2 separate regions of the Homo sapiens genome follow, and region 1 is linked to region 2. Evidence: read pairs that join two places in POLR2A ChIA-PET (ENCODE). Cell type or tissue: PC-9. All regions are shown on one strand.

The links. ChIA-PET counts read pairs that join two places held together with the same protein. Peaks named below come from ENCODE experiments on the same cell type or tissue, not always from the same donor. Only the 100,000 strongest peaks of a DNase experiment are listed, where the experiment ranks them.
Region 1: POLR2A ChIA-PET joins it to region 2 with 8 read pairs; 4 of 35 experiments call an interaction of 5 or more read pairs at or near these places.

The regions. Positions count from the first base shown.
Region 1 is chr1:110,463,216-110,465,715 of GRCh38, reverse strand. No RefSeq gene overlaps it. Among named protein-coding and RNA genes, the nearest start is that of PROK1, 13 kb to the right of the region's middle. In PC-9, no CTCF peak of the experiment used is centred here; DNase peaks (open chromatin) are centred at 1,175 and 1,765; H3K4me3 peaks cover 320 bases; H3K27ac peaks cover 1,586 bases.
Region 2 is chr1:110,382,501-110,385,000 of GRCh38, reverse strand. SLC16A4 (solute carrier family 16 member 4) reads left to right here. Exons shown (of 9, transcript NM_004696.3): 3 at 2,035-2,167. Among named protein-coding and RNA genes, the nearest start is that of SLC16A4, 7.3 kb to the left of the region's middle. In PC-9, no CTCF peak of the experiment used is centred here; a DNase peak (open chromatin) is centred at 1,380; H3K4me3 peaks cover 1,562 bases; H3K27ac peaks cover 2,135 bases.

The sequences.
Region 1 (2,500 bases), 81 kb before region 2:
TGCACCAGAGCCTCTTCTCAGGCCCCTTCTTGAAGGCTAATGAGACCAGGCATGGCCAGCCTGACACTGCAGGCTCTCAAATGTCTCATTGTCCTCCCCTCACGCTGACAGTAAGCTGCAGGCTGCCTCTGCCCATGGGGCTACTGCTACTAAGATACCACCCCCAGCAGCTCCTGCAGTGGGGCAGCTCCCAGGAGAGGGTCCTGGGCCCCGCCTTCTGTTGCCCTGACTCTCTGACACCCCCTGGAGACCCTGAGCATTGCATCTGGCAGCCCAGGTCCTTGTCTCATCCCTTCCCAGCTGAGCCCCAGATGGGTCCAGGGAGTGTGTATGTAGAACACATGTTGCCTCCTGGTCTGGGCCTCAGAGCAGCCAGCTCAGCCTCCTCACCTGCAAGGCTTTCCAGAGTCCAGGTGGGGGCCCAGCTGTTTGCCTTAAAGTGCACGGAAATGACTGCCTTTCAAGGGACCTCCTCTCTCTCCTGCGCAACTGCTCCTCTCTGTATTCTTTTTCCCCCTTTGCACTTTGATGACTCAGGTTTTCACAGGCACAATAGTTCCCCCTTTGAAACCTAATTCTGGATGGGCACAGACCCAGGTGCGCACACACACCCTTCTTCCTCCCTCTCCCGGGCTTGCTAGTCCTTGCTTTAGCATGAAGACTACCCTCTATCTTAGCTGGAACTTCTCCTAATGGAAACTAGCCTCTCTGCCACTTGGAAAGAAAAGTAGAATTTTCATTATTTGTTTAACTGATTTCCTTCAAAGGTTGGGGTGATGGGTTAGGGTAGTGTTTCTCTGGGAGTGGGAGGTACAAGGAGCACCTGCATCAGAGTCCAAGCTGTAGAGGGGCTTGTTGAAGGCCCCACAGAAGCAGAGTCTTCCTTTGGTGCTTGGCAGTAACGTCTTCCTTTGGTGCTTGGGAACTGGTGGTCTAGGGGGTGAGCAACATTCCCTAGCACTGCCTCCTTCTAGAAGGGAGTCGCAGCAACAGTGAGGCCTGTCTCAGGGAACACACATGGTTTGGGAGGTTTGATTTGGACACAATCTGAGAGGAGCCAGGACAGACTTCAAAGCCCACTCTCCTTATGCTTTTTCTACCAAAAAAAAAAAAAGAATAGCACAGTATTAAGATCATAGCCCATATTGAGCAAACATTCCATTTTACTGTGAAACAGTGACTCATATGTTTAAGCAAGGTATTAAGAAGTACTTAGATAAGATTTGTGTATCTGTGTTCCCAAATGGAGCTGTTATTGAGCTCTGCCTACATAAACCTGTGCTTCTAAACTTCAAGATAATAACAGAACATGATCTGAACAAACTGATTTCTTCCTACCATGTTCAGCTTCTGGGGAATTGAAGCACATCCGAGAAAAGATTGTTCGTTCCTTCCTGGACATCTTATTGGTTTACCTCACTGAAGAGATCCCTCCAGGTAATGCTAGTGTGGTGTGCTGGTTACAACACGTAGGTGCTATTTTTATTATTGCCATTGTACAGATGGGGAAACTGAGGTACTGAGAGGTTTAGTAACTTTGGGTCCAAAGTCTCTAGTAAGCATCCAAACTAGGGTTCGAACTCAGGCAGTCTGTGCAGTGAACCACTGTGCTAACCCCCCGTCAGGAAACATAAGGGAGCTTTGCCGCTAATTTGATGAGAAATGCCAATCGAGCAAAATGTAAAATAACAAGAACATGTCAAGCTGCCATTTGACATATTTGTTTACTTAATCTTTGGGGTTTAGCTTTGAGACAGAATTTCACAGGCTCCTCCATGACTCGTCTCCGTCAGAAATGTGCCCACGTCTTCTTACTCACACCAGTGTTTCTCTCTGTTTAGATCCAGTTAATCCTCCTCATTAATCTTCAGCTCCCAAATAAAGGCCCCTCTGTCCTCACTAGACCCAGAATATTTTCCTGCCCTGTACCAGGCCAGCCCCCGCAGGAGCTCCGAATCCTTTTGAGAACCACACTCGTGTTTTTCTCCCAAGGTACACAGAAACAAATATGTCTGTGACTGACGCGCAGCAGAGTCTATCGAGTAGGCAGGGGGCTGAGACAGGAAAGGATCTTTTGGACAAAAGGACCATAAATCATATCCTTCCTGTGACCTGGACCAAGTGGTCTTCCCAAGACCCAAGCACTGCCCCTCAGGTGAGCAGAGAACTGGGACAGGACACAGCAGAGTGGCAGGGACCTAGGGTGTGGCTGCAGACCATGGCTGTGTGCAGGCCCCAGCAGAGCCCTTTGTCATAAATATGGGATGGAAAACCTCAGCAGGGAAGCTGACTCTTTCGTTCACCTAAAGTTGTTCACCTCAGTGATTCTGTGGCTTTGGGCTTCTGAGTCTAGCCATGGCCCCAACCAGGGTTGGAGCAAGAGGTGGCAACCCATCTTTCAACCTTATTCCTTGTCAGGGTCAGCTGTCCAGGGTGTAGTTCTAAAGGGGGCACAAAACATCCCTGCAGTCAATAGAAGACTCAGAGCCAGTTAAGGCCT
Region 2 (2,500 bases):
CTCACTGTCGCCCAGGCTGGAGTGCAGTAGTGTGATCACAACTCACCGTACCCTCGACCTCCCAGGTTCAGGTGTTCCTCCCACCTCACCCTCCCAGGTAGCTGGGACTACAGGTGTTATACCACTACGCCCAGCTAATTTTTTGTACTTTTTGTAGAGACGGGGTTTCGCCATGTTGCCCAGGCTGGTCTTGAACTCCTGGGCTCAAGCGATCCACCCACCTCGGCCTCCCAAAGTACTAGGATTATAGGCAGGAGCCTCCATGCCCAGCTGGTTTTGTGGTTCATAAGCAATGCATGGCCAGGTTGAAAGCAGAAGTGGCCTTGAAAAGCCAACGCTACGAAACCCCTGGAGACAGAGAGTACACCTGGGCTTTACGAGTGAATGCAAACCCTGGCTAGGTTCCCCTCTAGACCCCTGTGGGATAAAGCATGACTGTTACTTAAAAACGGAAAGAAGGAATAGCACTTAACAGCCCCCCGGCTAACTAGAATTCTGAGAAATAAAAGTTAATACTCCACAGAAAGAAAACCTCATCTCCAAAGCAGCAATTCTAGTGGAGTACAGGTAAGGAAGATTAGGTGGGGCAGAAAGAAAAGGATGGGGCCCCTGGCCCAACCTTAAGATGGCCACAAATCCCAGTTAATCCAAAATTAAGCACCCCTTTTCACTCTTGAGTGTCTCAATTTGGATGATACATTTTATGGTCAACCTATTTATATATCTAGTGAAGGAAGGTACTCAGCTCAGCAGCAGAGTTAAATCAAAACTAATCTAAGAACTGACAGGAATAATTATTCCTCTTTGGACAAACACTTTTCTCCCACAAAGGTAACTGGAATTAGCTGTCTTTAACAGATGCTACTGAGGGCAGTAAAAGAGTGCCAGGTCTAGAGTCAGTCTAATCTGGGTTCAAATCTCAGTTCCAGTACCCCTATTTTAAGCAACTTTTTACCTCTCTAAACTTCAATTTCCTGATCTTGGAACTGCTGTTGCAGTTATAACTGAGAAAATTATTACAGTGACAGAGATCTGACCTAACCAACTCCATCCATCCTGCTTCTAACTTCCAAGCTGTCCTTGTTCATTCCCATGCGTAGGCTGAACTAACTTTGGGGGAAACTTAGTTGATAGCTTAACTTTGAAAGAGAAACTAACAGCCGTTTCCAAAAAAAAAAAAAAAAAAAAAAAAAAACCTCCTTTTAACAGCCCTTTCCAAAAAAAAAAAAAAACACTTCCTTCCTGCCTGGGGACTAGATTGCCTTTGTAGGACTAACACATTAGCCATAAGATTAGAAATTATGGTTTAGGAGTCATACAGCTGGAGGCCACAAGACTGACCCTCCCCAAATTGCTCGGGGGATAACATCACTATTGTGAAACCTAAGATCAGTGCTTGAGATAATTTGCAGGCCCTGCATTTGATGGATCAGCTGGCACCACCCAGATTAATAAACTGGCTCATCTGGTTGTGGGTCCCCCTCCACCCTTCCACCCAGAAGTGACTCAGCGCAAAAGGGCAGCTTTGATAGAATTTCATCTCTGACCCAACCAATCAGCACTCCCAACTCACTGGCCTCCCACCCACCAAATTATCCTTAAAAACTCTGATCCCCAAAAGCTCGGGGAAACTGATTGGTCTAATAAACTCCAGTCTCTTGCACAATGGGCTCTGTGGGAATAACTCTTTCTCTATTGCAATTCCTGTCTTGATAAATCAACTGTATCTAGGCAGCAGGCAAGATGAACCCACTGGGTGGTTTATTTGGTATAAATTATTTGGTACACAACATTGGCATGCCTATTCCAAAGCCATGAAATGAGGATTAAATGAGATGTTTCCATTTAAAATGCTTAGCTACTTTAAAAGGAATGACTTCCCCCATAAAATATAAGATGTATAATGAGGCTCAACCAATAAGGCAAACTGGTAAATAGTAGTAAGCTGAGGGAATCATAACTTCTAGTAGCCGTAATTGCCTCTGTAATGGCTCACTTACCACCTGAGTTGGACTCTGGTCTGCTTTGATTTAGGTGAATGTGTTTGTGATGGGGATGACCAAGACTTTTGCAATTTTCTTTGTGGTCTTTCAAGAAGAGTTTGAAGGCACCTCAGAGCAAATTGGTTGGATTGGATCCATCATGTCATCTCTTCGTTTTTGTGCAGGTATAAAGCTGGCAATAAGCTTGCTGTCTAAGGAGAAGAACCACAAAGGGCAATTCCAAGATTCCTATTCAAGACTGAATAGGAATTCAGTTTCTAAAATTAAGGTTCATTTACTGATATGTAACGCTGAGAAAGTAAGGAATTGCAATATTTAGCTTCCACTTGACTTAGTAACAAAGTTGGGAGAATCAGCATTCAAACAAAGAAAGCTGAGGAATTATTAAATGCCATGATTCAGTATTTCATGCATTGCCTTTCCAGTCTGTTAATGCCTTAATATAGGTTCAATGAGTAAGGCCCTCAACCTGGAAGTTAGGCCATGAAGTTCTAGTT